Linked DNA regions of Homo sapiens: all the other regions are linked to region 1. A link is a loop called in an ENCODE intact Hi-C map of the cell type or tissue named here. Cell type or tissue: OCI-LY7. All regions are shown on one strand.

Evidence for each region. Hi-C counts contacts between places; a loop is a spot of excess contacts. Peaks named below come from ENCODE experiments on the same cell type or tissue, not always from the same donor. Only the 100,000 strongest peaks of a DNase experiment are listed, where the experiment ranks them.
Region 2: it touches region 1 in a loop (3-fold over the local background); 2 of 110 quality-filtered maps call a loop at or near these places.
Region 3: a loop joins it to region 1, with 3 times the contacts of the local background. A loop is called at or near these places in 4 of 110 quality-filtered maps.

Annotation. Positions count from the first base shown.
Region 1 is chr2:47,434,991-47,438,990 of GRCh38, reverse strand. All of the region lies in intron 7 of MSH2 (mutS homolog 2), which reads right to left. Among named protein-coding and RNA genes, the nearest start is that of MSH2, 34 kb to the right of the region's middle. In OCI-LY7, CTCF peaks have their summits at 1,312 and 1,511 (motif pointing left); a DNase peak (open chromatin) is centred at 1,500.
Region 2 is chr2:47,652,865-47,656,864 of GRCh38, reverse strand. It overlaps a transcript of MSH2 not described here. Among named protein-coding and RNA genes, the nearest start is that of KCNK12, 84 kb to the right of the region's middle. In OCI-LY7, CTCF peaks have their summits at 2,140 and 2,345; DNase peaks (open chromatin) are centred at 1,234, 1,584, 1,984, 2,404 and 2 weaker places; H3K4me3 peaks cover 3,353 bases; H3K27ac peaks cover 3,713 bases.
Region 3 is chr2:47,516,571-47,520,570 of GRCh38, reverse strand. It overlaps KCNK12 (potassium two pore domain channel subfamily K member 12), which reads left to right. Exons shown (of 2, transcript NM_022055.2): 2 at 1-4,000. It also overlaps a transcript of MSH2 not described here. Among named protein-coding and RNA genes, the nearest start is that of MSH2-OT1, 9.0 kb to the left of the region's middle. In OCI-LY7, a CTCF peak has its summit at 1,616; DNase peaks (open chromatin) are centred at 140, 1,210, 1,580, 1,860 and 1 weaker place; H3K4me3 peaks cover 1,925 bases; H3K27ac peaks cover 2,242 bases.

The sequences.
Region 1 (4,000 bases):
CCTAGTGTTGCCTAGGGATTTGTGCATAAGCAAACTCAAAATTTACATTATGCTCAAATTGTTCCCTAATATACCACCCACATTGGAACAAATCTGTTTTCAAAACAAGAGTTACAGCGGAACAGTGTATAATTTGGTTTAAAGACTGAAACAACCTATATCAAAACAATAATGACTACATCTGGATGGCATGATAATGATCTACAAAGAACTTATATTGCTTTTATAAACTGATGAAGATGAGATTTAAAGAACATATTTCCAACATACAAAATCCAACCAAACCTTAAATAGTAGCCTTCATAGGCTAAGGGTTTTTTAAAAAGGCTAAGTAACGCAGATTCTTTTTATCATCTCCCTTTGCAGAAATGCCAAATAAATCACTTTTATATTCTTATTCTCCATTTAGAAGGAAAGCACACAAACAGGTAAAAAATGTGATTATTATACTAATGTACTGTTATTTAGGGTCAAGGGCAATGGAGATAAACACTTCTACTCTGCATGAGAAGAGCAGAGAAGCTCACAGAAAAGGTGACATTTGAGTTCAATCTTGGAAAAATGAGTAGGGGTTCATCACATGGACAAGGACATTAAAGACAGGAAAACACGCATAGAAGCATAAAAAGGCATGGCATGTCTGGAGACTAGCAGTACTATACTGAGACAGAAGGTGTAGGTGAGGGAGTGTGGGGGAAGCTGAACAGGGAAGCAATGGCCAAGCCACGTGAAGAAATGGGGCCGTGTCCTGAAGATTATGGGAAGCAATTAATGTGTTCTGAACTAAAGAGGTAATGTGCTCTGAATTGATGACATGACCAGATGAGCTAACAAAGACTACTACCACTTCAATGAAGAAGATGCATAGACCATGGGGGGCAGGGGAATAGCAAATGTGAGGTACTTAAGGAGTGTATTAAACAGAAACAGATGATAACTGGGTATCAGGAAAGGGAAGGGTTATGCATCTCAGTATTGTAGCTGTTATAATAAAATTCATCAATAAAAAAATCTGAGGCTGGGAGTGGTGGCTCATGCCTATAACCCTGTACTTCGGGAGGACGAGGTGGGCAGATTGCTTGAGCCCAAGAGTTCGAGACCAGCCTGGCAACATGATGAAACCCCCATCTCTACAAAAAATTTTAAAAAATTAGTTGGGAATGATGGTGCATGCCTGTAGTCCCAGCTACTTGGCAGACTGAGGTGAGAGGAACACTTGAGCTGAGCCCAGGAGGTCAAGGCTCCAGCACTCCAGCCTGGGTGACAGAGTGAAACCCTGTCTCAAAAAAAAATAAAGATACCTCGGTAAATTGTTTTAAGCAGTATCAGAAATTTGCCCTAACCGTAGAATACTGTTATTTTAAGTTTTGTCCCAGCTTTTTTAGTTTTAAGAGACATAAGGAATATGGGAGGCCAAGTATACCTTTTCGGAAATTAGCTATCTCTTAGTGGAGAAAGATTTAAAAGAGCCGTAATCACTCAATGTGAATCTACTTTCTAAACGGCTGCTGCCCTCTACTGTCTCTCTGAATTCACTTTATTTATTTATTTATTTATTTATTTATTTATTTGTCAGGAATAACATTAAGCTTAGAGTTAATCAAAAACCAAAAAAACACAAGATAGCAAGAGAGCAATACTCAATTTATAGCAATATATTAATATATTAAGAAAAAGAAAAACTTTTAAGCCATGATTTTGCTTTTAAACATAGTACCTTTGGTCTATTTTCTTGTAAAGAAACTTGGGAGACTAATTGCAAAATTAGTCTCACTTTTTACTTTCTCCTTGCAGTCAGTATGGTAAAGAGCTATACTGAGTTCTGCAAAATGCCACTGTTTTTTTGTTTTGTTTTGTTTTTTTAAAACCTCACAGAGATCCTTTAGGGAGTTCCTAATGACCAGGGTACACCTAAAATTCAACAAATGTCAAACATATTGTGTAAAAGAAAAGAACACAGCTCTGAGCATAACACATGGAAAGCAGATTTTCCCCTGTAACATTTTCCAGGCTAAGCCACTTCAAACACCTAAACTGGACATCAGCTGCAAGACCTATAATGTGAAGCATCTGATTTAGATAATGTTATGATCACCATAGGTCTATATAACTTAAACCTAACACCAGAAAAGTAGGAAATTGTTGACTTGTTGCAAACTGTCATCAAGTATATTAGACTGTGCCTATACAGGGAGGTTGGGGAAGGATGCCAAGTTACCCTCAACCCCAATCCCTAACTTCCTTAATTATCCCAGGGAGTGAGAAAGATCACCCAAGGAATGTGCAGAGCAGTACTTCTTACCTTCTGGGGGAGAGGAGGGTATTTACACACGTTTTTTGTTTCTTCCCTCTCTACCAGGAAAGACATATATCCCTTGGGATATCTGATGAAAGTTACAAATTCCCAGCCTGGCCAACATAATGAAACCCTGTCTCTACTAAAAATACAAAATTAGCCAGGTGTGGTAGCACATGCCTGTAATTCCAGGTACTTGGGAGCCTGAGGCAGGAGAATCACTTGAACCAGGAGGCAGAAGTTACAGTGAGCCGAGATCACACCACTGCACTCCACCCTGAGCCACAGAGACTCCCTCTCAAAAAATAGAAAGTTACAAATCCTTTCCCCAGAAAATATACACATACACAAAATGTTGCACAAAGTTTCAGGAAGCCTCTAAGAACTCATTCAAAGAATCCCAGCTTAGACGAGCACAATGGCTCAAATTTATCCCAGCACTTTGGGAGGCCCAGGCAGGCAGATCACTTGGAAGACAAGAGTTCGAGACCAGCCTGGCCAACATGGTGAAACCCCCATCTCTACTAAAAATACAAAAATTAGCCAGGCGTGGTGGCACATGCCTGCAATCCCAGCTACACAGGAGGCTGAGGCACAAGAATCGCTTGAACCCAGAAGGCGGAGGTTGGAGTGAGCTGAGATCGCACCACTGCACTCCAGCCTGGGCAACAAAGTGAGACTCTGTCTCCACAAAAGAAAAAAAAAAATCCCAGCTTTTCCTCTTATTAAGTGAAATGGGAGCCAAAAATAGAATTTGATAAGGTAAAGGAACACTTAAGAAAGCTAAAAAGAAGGATAAAGAGAAATAACCCATGGAACAAAAAGAAAACCAAGAATACAAAAATGTTTAACATAACCTTAGGAGAGTTTCAAGGCTGGGCATGGTGGCTCACGCCTGTAATCCTAGCACTTTGGGAGGTCCGAGGTGGGTGGATCATGAGGTCAGGAGTTCAAGACCATCCTGGCCAATGTAGTGAAACCCCATCTCTACTAAAAAAATACAAAAAATTAGCCAGGCATGGTGGTGGGCACCTGTAATCCTAGCTACTCGGGAGACTGAGGCAGGAGAATCGCTTGAACCTGGGAGGTGGAGGTTGCAGTGAGCTGAGATTGTGCCACTGCACTCCAGCCTGGGTGACAGAGCAAGACTCCATCTCAAAAAAAAAAAAAAAAAAAAAAAAAAGAGTTTCAAGATCAAAATTTTCAAGATCAGTGAACTTTCGTTAAAGACTATACCAAGGCTGGGCGCAGTGGCTCACACCTGTAATCCCAGCACTTTGGGAGGCAGAGGTGTGTGGATCACCTCAGGTCGGGAGTTCGAAACCAGCCTGACCAACATCGAGAAAACCCATCTCTACTAAAAATACAAAATTAGCCAGCTGTGGTGGCAGGTGCCTGTAATCCAGCTACTTGGGAGGCTGAAGCAGGAGAATCGCTTGAACCTGGGGAGGCATAGGTTGCCGTGAGCCGATATCACGCCATTGTACTCCAGCCTGGGCAACAAGGGCAAAACTCTGTCTCAAAAAAACAAAAAACAAAAAACAAAAAAAAAAAAAGAAAGAAAAAAGCGGGGGGACTATACCGCATTCACTGGATTTAAAAAAAAATAAAGGTCACCTAGCAAATGCCATTTCAGTACTGTGGTCAGGGCTGGAAACCAGATGAATGAATGGAAGATGGGAAGTGCACGCTTTCAGAAACCCA
Region 2 (4,000 bases), 220 kb before region 1:
GCTGACAGTTCCCCTTCAGCCCCACAGTTCAAGAAGGAGGGACACCTCCCCTAGTTCCCAGGCTCTCAACTCTTCATGTGCTAGATCCACCACTGTTTCGGCATTTATGCAGCCTAGACTTCCTCTAGCATGGCCCCTCACCCTCAGGGAGATGGCCCAGGAGCAAGGCAGAGCATGGTCAAATGCACAGAGAAGGGTCCACTCCGTGAGGGTCAGGGAGTCAAGAAAGGCTTTCCTGGGAGACGCACTGGCGTTGGCCTCCAAGGACAGGTGGGATTGCATGGGGAGAGACTGGCACAACAAAAGTTTTTTTTTTCATGCCAACTACTTTGGTCAAACAAAACATTTTAGAAAAACATTTTATGAACTGTTATCTGCTAGGCAGTGTGCTAAGTACTTTATATAAGCTGTCTCATTGGTTCTCACAACAACACTCTGAGGTAGGAGCGATTCCTTTTTTACCAGTGAGGGAACAGAGGCCCAGAGGAGTTAAGTTTGTCCAAGGCCACACAGCTAGTAAGCAGTACAGCCAGGACTTGAAGCCTGGTCCCTGATGACACAGCTCATACTCTTAACACCTCAGTCAGATATAAGAGCGGTGGAGTGGACGCTCCATTCCTGCGCCCTATACTTTTTTGAGTCCCCCAAGAAGGGCACAGAGGGCTCTCTGGGCTGCAGGGCTGCTGAGAGGTGATGAAGGCCACACCTCAGCCTCCAGCCAGACCTGCACCTCCAGATCGGAGGCATTTGGGCAGCAGTCTTGTTGCTGAGCCTCCAGGAAAGTAGATCCACAATTCCAAAGCAGGCCTTGCAGACATAAAGAGTTATTCTGCCATAAGAGGGTTCCGTGGCCAAATGAACTCGGCGACACTAGTGTGAACAAAGCTCATTGGGTTTACTTCCCACAGGACTTCCCAGAACCTGAATCTGCTAATGGGCCTTGTCAATTTCCAAGAAGACATAGAATAGTGTATTTCCCTACCTCCTCCGACCACCAGAGCCCTTCAGTCCATGTCCTTTCCTTTGGAGTACTTACTTCTTTTGGTTCTGCCTTTGATTTGAGTGGTATGTCAACCCCCTTGATAATTACAGCCTGCTGTAGGTGTGCTGGGGTGGGATTATCACTTTAAGGCCACAACCTTAAAGGGAAACCAGGCCCCCTGGGAGAATGTCATGCTGGCAGCAGTGGCTGGAGAGAGAGGCCCTTGAGGGAAAGGTAGAACTCAAGGAACCAGAGACAGGACTACCTGGGGAGTCTCCTTCGTTGCATCTTTTCTGTGCCAGCACCCCTTCTCCAGCCTTCTGGTATCAAACCTCAATCAGGTCAGTCCTGACGTGTGCTCACCAAACGTCATATCTCCTAAACTGGGGGTCACTTGGCCAGCAGCAGAAGTGTGCAGTCGTGGAGGCTACCTCCTTGCTCTAGCCCACTTGTGTACACTTTCCCTTCATTGTGGAAGGCCCTGCTGTGAGGAGCCACGCTTCAGAGAAGCCCTCACCTTTGCCATTTCGGAGGTATTTGCATATTTAAACTTAGCTGGAACTGCGGACTGAGAGCCTTTGCCCCACAAGCAAAGCAGCAGCTGGAAGGAAGGAGAGGCGGTCCTTGCAGGTGCTCTCAAAAGCCCTCTTCACAGGCGACCAATGGTTTTCAAGCCACTCACACAGCCCTTCTCAACTTGACTGTACATAAGACACACTTGAGAACCTTTAAAAACGACCTCTGACCCTGTAACCACCTCAAATTAAATTAGAATCTCGGGTCTCAAGCATCAGTAATTTGTGAAATCTCCCCAAGTGATTCTAATGTGCTCCCAGGGAGGCAAACTGCTGCTAGAGCCCAGCTCCTCAAAGTGCAGCCTGGGACCAGCAGCCCCCAGGTGTGGTTGGAAATGCCCCCAGGCCTACTGAATCAGAGCCTGCATTTTAATGACCCCCCCCCCGATGACTCATCTTCCCGTTAGAGTTCTAGGGCCTTGTTACCATCACCTGTGTCAGCATCTAGCTGCAGTGGCAAGCGTGTTGGGCCACGATTTAACCCTTTCTTGCCCCTTCCTACTGATCACCCCGGAAAGCTCGCTGGCCCTCGCTCTGTGTCTTGGCTTCCTTATCTGTTGTAAGGAACATGGCTGTGCTTTGGTCAAGGTTAGGCCAAGGTAGGATGTTTACATCCCACGTGACTCAGCATAGACCGCAGGCGTATAACTCCACTTGTTATCACAGCCATGTAGCTATAACGTGGGAACGTCATCACTTGGCTCTATGCCACTATTGTCTGTAAAAGGTACAACTGCCCTGTTGACCCTGTGCAGGTGCGCTGGTGCCCAGAGAAAGAGACAGAGCCAGAGATGTCCGTTTTTGGAGACGGACGGGGAAAGCCAGGACACAGCTTGGCCCCCTAGTGCCCAGAGAGTGAAAGAGTTAAGCTGCTGACCCTGAAGGCAGGGGAGAGCCGGTCACACAGCTGTATGTGGGAGCTGCCAGCTGAAGCAGCCCAGACAAGGCAGACAGTGTGAGAAAGCTGCTGATGTGAGCTGCTGCTGAATAAAATCATTCACCTGCCTACAGTCCCCTGAATGTTCTTTCTGCTCATCCACCCACTCCTTCTGGACCTCAACATGACCTTTGGCATAGTCGTGAACCTGACATCTGTAATATGTAGTCGTTGGACAAAGTGAGTCCTCGCTCTGCCGTCACCACCACCATCATCATCACCTCTCATTGAGGGCCTACTATGTGCAGCCAGGCTCTGAACTAGGTCTGTCCATGCTCTGCCTGAGTCTCTTCAGCTGTCCAGTGGGGACACAGGCATGCCTTGCTCAGCACTGTCCTCGTGCACAGAGCTCACGGCACTGAGGCTGAACCATGCAGCGTGAACTGTGCACCTCCCAGCCTGGCTCTTTTCCCCTCGCTACATCTTTCATTCCTCTCTTTAAAATCTTGTGCTTCTACTGAAGGTCTTTGTTTCCCAGCAAATATTTTGCAAAGGACAAACAAACAGAGCATTATTTTATGGTTTAAAGGGACGACTATGACAGTGTAAGGGCTATGAGTTTCAAGTGGATGTGGGAGTGTGCTCTAGGTCTCACATCCACTTGAGACCCACCTCCCTGCCTTTAGCCCCATAGGAAAGAATGGAGGGAAGAGGGGATGGCCAACAATCCCCTAATGGTATGCCAATCGTGAGCAATAAGTGACGTTGTCAGGACAGAGCTGCACAGAGGTCCCGATATAAAGATCTCAGTAGCCCTGATTCATATAAAGCCCCCTCCCCCAGCATCCTTCAATAAGTAGGATAAGTTTATAATAACCCAGACTCCAAGGTGTTCATGCAAGCTGGTTGTAGACAGTTGCCCTTTTCTGCCCTACATCCAATCCAACTTCCATAGGATTGAAGATTCCTTCTCTAGAACTCTTTATGGGCACATTGTAGGCTGAAAAGGACACCCACTTTTTTCCACCTCCCTGATAGTCAAGGTGCCAGCTATGATCCAGGCCTTACTTTGGGGATCTGGGCAGGAGGGTTATTAATTCTGGAGTGAGTAATATAAAAAAGCAGGCACAGAGGAGGCCCCTTAGGCCCACGAGGTGGCTGAGGGGGCAACGGGATGACAGTTTGCGGTGACAGGTCATCTGGCGTTGACAGGTATCCAGCATGGGATGTGGCCAGGCTGCCCATGGTAAGATCCAGCGTCTGAAGCTGTGTGGTCCTCACCTTCTCATTCCTGGGGAGTGATTTGTGCTTCTGGCTGCCTTCTCTTCCCTTGGTTCCCACCTGATTTCTGAGCTTCATGCTTCAAATTTACGGCAATTCTGTGAGCTACCCACACCCCCAAATACTTTCTAGATTACTTTTTCTGCTTAAATCTGCTGAAACGAAGACTCTGACGGAAGCTCACATTAACTGAGAAAGTGTACGAGAAAGCACTTTGTAAAGTACCCGGAAAATGTTCGTTGTCAATATCCAAGATCTCCCTCTAGGCAGAAAATCCTCACAGAC
Region 3 (4,000 bases), 82 kb before region 1:
GAAGCAGCCGGCAACCCCAAAGCATATGGTGCAACTTTTCGTGGCTCTGAATTACCTCCTCAGCATTTAGAATCCTGGCCCAGCCTAGCAGCTTCCTTCTGGTCGTCAGAAGTGATATAGTCACAGTTTTGACAGGTGGGGGTTGGGACAGCCATATGTTGCCTCCCGATGTATATATATAGAACAGCCACTACACACAGAGAATGGTGTAGTATTATGCAATGAGATGAAACATAGCACCAACTTGCGGACTGTGGCATTTCCCCCAGATTTGGAAATTGCAGTGGTGAGGGGCTTAGCTGGCCTTTCTCAGCTCAGAGTTAGTCCATTTAGCACAGAGCACAGGGCAGCTACTTCTAATGGTGGGCGGTCCAGGGCACCTGTGAGGAGGGGAGCGGTGAGGCTGCAGGAGCCCTGCTGGGCTTTTAGCTGGCTGATCTCCAGGCTCGGATCGGCAGATCTTGAATCCCCCAACCGTCCTTTCTTTCACAAGCTCATCCACAGCAGTGCTTTTCAATATTAACCAGGAATATCTGAGTCTTCTCAGACAAGATATTTATTTGTTGGTGTGGATTTTTTTTTTCTTAACTACTGTTGATCAGTTCAACTTTTCCCCCTTTAAGAGATCATGGGGTTGCCGGGCGCAGCCCTCCAGCTTCTCCTCCTCCTCCTCTGAAGGAGGCACCTCTGCCAGCTGCGTCCTTGGGAACCAGGGCCTGCAGCACCAGGAACCCAAAAGAAGCCATCTTGCAAATGTCAGGGTATTTGGCTCCAGAGGCCATGATGTGTTTGGGGTCAGGAAAGATAGAATCCCTTTCTAAATATTGTTTATCAAGAGGATTTGTCTTCTCCATGCACAGCCTATTGGAGGCAGAGGAAGGCAGGAGGGAGGTAGCTGGTGAAACTGGTGGATGGAAGTAATGTTAGGATTACAGTTTTGCTCTCGGGCTGAGGGACAGATTCTCCCAGACTTGCCTTCTGCAGCATAGGGGGTCCCTGACCTGGAGGAAGGCCAGATACCCAGGCTTCATTGAAAGGATAGTGGTCTGGGGGTGTAAACGAACACTCTCTCTGCCCATTTTTCTCATATATGATGAGGGCAAGGACAGGTGCCAGAGTTTATACAGGCACGGCGTGACCCACCAGTATGCACAGCTTCTGATAGGAAGTCTTAGAAAAGCACCGCCTCACCGCCTCCAGCTGGAGCCATGCTGTGAAATCTCTCTCCCTGGCAAATGTGCGTGGAACACACACACACACAAACATGCACGCATGCGCTCACGCACCCAGCATTAGAGTCAAACTTGAATGTCAAACTCTTCTTTCCCCTTCTAGTTCATGGCAGGAAGGGAAAGCTTACCTGAGATCTCAGTGACTCTCCAGCTATTTTGGGTAATTTCTGATTTGAGTTGGGATTGGTTTTTAAACACAGGCCCTAATCTGGGGTGAAGCCAGTGAAGCAGCGCTGGCCAGGAGAGACGTCAGTCTTGCTAAATCCTGAAGGTGGGTTCCTGTGAAAACCATGCTTTCAGGATTCACTGTGACTGTCAGGCCAGCCCAGTGAGTGCCCCCCATCCAACCCATGGTTGCGGTCACAGTGAAGGGATTGCCCACGCAGGGGCGCACGTGTTCTCTAGGGCAGGGCCCTCTGACAGGACCTGGAAATAAAATCCACATTTATCCCTTTAAAAAAGGGAACGATTAAAAGGCATCCAATTAGAGGTGTTACCTAGGCAACAGGAAATAACTTGGGGATCAGAGCCATCCAGAGAGGGAAGAAGAGATCCCCATGATAGAGGCATCTAGACAGTGAGGACTTGATCTGCGGGCAAAATAACAGCCTACCCACAGGAAGTGAGCCCCAGCAACAGTACAGCAGCCTAAAACCCAGGCATCAAGACTGTGTGAGCTAGACAGGTCTAAAGAAACCTCCAGGCAATCCCCCGCCCAGCGTGCAGGACTACACAGAATCGTGGTCTCCATGGGAGGAACCAGGACCCACCTCCAGAGAAGAAAAACTCAAAATGTTTCTTGGCAGTCTTCTCTGTTGGCGGTGCTTCCTAGACTCTATCCTAAGTTGCTTATGCTGCAGCCTCAGCTGTTTTTACTTGTTTTCCTATGCTTTGGTTTTGGAAAGAGGCAATTGGAGGCAGCTTGAGCAATCTTCTAAAGGAATGGTAAGCATGGTTTCAAGGGGCAGGAAAATGAGACCCTTCCTCTTCCCACCTCCCAACTTCCCAGAGAAACGCCAGTCCTCCAAGGTACAATGGCAGCTCAGGATCCAGTGGCACATGTGTATTTTTGCCTATGTTCCCCTGTCCCCATCCCCCAATCCAGTCTCAGTCACACTGCCATGATACATCACACCATCATCCTTCATCTCAGGCCAAAGGGCTCAGCGCCCCAGACGACAGGGACTGCTTCCCTGAAGCAGGGATGTGGTTCTCCCATCATTTCAGGAACAGTGACATTGATAGGGATGCCTTTCTTTGGTGCAGGTTCTTCTGAACCTCAGGCCAAGAAAGAGCTCCATTCCCTCAGATGCTGTGGCCTCTCTCACTGTCTTGGGGGTCTCCAGTTTGCACACCACTGGTAGCTCACTGTAGCCTACAATTTCCTCATGCTCCAGGATTTGCTTCCTAACCTTAGGCCTGGACTTACCCATCATGCCGGTGCTGTGGGGCTCCCTTAAAGTTTGAATGAACTCCAAGAGGCCCTCACCATATGACTGTGGCCACAGAGAATCCAGAGTCTTGGCTAGCAGCCTTCTCAGAGCTGAGGAGAAAGGTAAAGAAGCCACCCTGGGTGTCCTAGCTTGCTAAAGCCAGGTGGTCAGGCCTTTGTGTCCTCTGAATGAAGCAGTGCCTCCAGGCCTGGAGAAGGCATCAGAAGGCTTAGGCAATCTCAGGCTCTCATTTTGTGGAAAATGCCAGACAGCCCTGGGCATTTGCACAGCATCATGCATATATGTATATATATATACACACACACATACACACCAGCCTTACAAAGAGCTACTAACCCTTTTCCCCAAGGAAAAGTCTCAGTCTGGGCCACTTTAAGAAGAAAGATTTCCCATTTTTAACTCTCTAGAGATGTACCAGGGCCTGGAAAATCCCTCTCTGCCTTGGGGGAGTTTTATGTACAATTTGCATGTATTCAGGTTTCACACAGAAGCCAGCATCCAAACCCAAGCCAAACCCTGGAAAATAGCTGCTAAATTGACCCAGGATCCTCCGTCCTTCAGACAGGCCTCCCAGCAGACCCCCTCTTCCTGTGGACTCTGGGGTGAGGGATGACTGAGCCCTCATGGCCAAAGGAGAAGCTTCTGGGGAACTGAGGCAGACGGCAGCCCAGTCAGGCAGAGACCATAGGAGCGACGGGCCCTGTGGTTCGATCTTACTGTAACTTTTTACATTCTTAAAAAACAAAAAGCACAATTCCACATACACACTGTCTGGAAAGCACAGCCAGACAGCCAGCCTAGGGCATCTGAGTCCAGAAGAGGCGCTGGGGCTTTATCTGTTGCAGGGTTCTTGTATTGTTGTATAATGTGCTGGTGGTGACTCAAGGCTCCTCACTTTGTAGGGTGGAGAGGGAGGGAGGGAGGGCCTGCTGAGGCCATTCCTGACCCCCAGGGTGGGCTCATCAGCATGGACTTGGGGCCTGGACTCTTGCCCCTGAAGCAGCTCTGGCACTTTCAGGCACCCCAGAGCACAATTGCTACACCTTCCACGCTAGTCTCATGCATTGAGGATTTCTGCACTCGGACCTGGCCCCAAACCCTCTTCCCCTTCCCCTTCTTCCCTAAGGAAGCTCCCCCTTGCTTTACAAATCATTTTTTATGCTATCTGTTCTCTCAGGAGGGGGCTAGAGCATGCGGGACAAGCCTGCAGGGTTTCTCAAACAATACATCTATTTTTCTGAGCAGCATTCCAAGAGAGGACTTGAAGGGTGTTTAAATTAACGATGAATAAAATGCAGCCTGCCACCCCTCTGA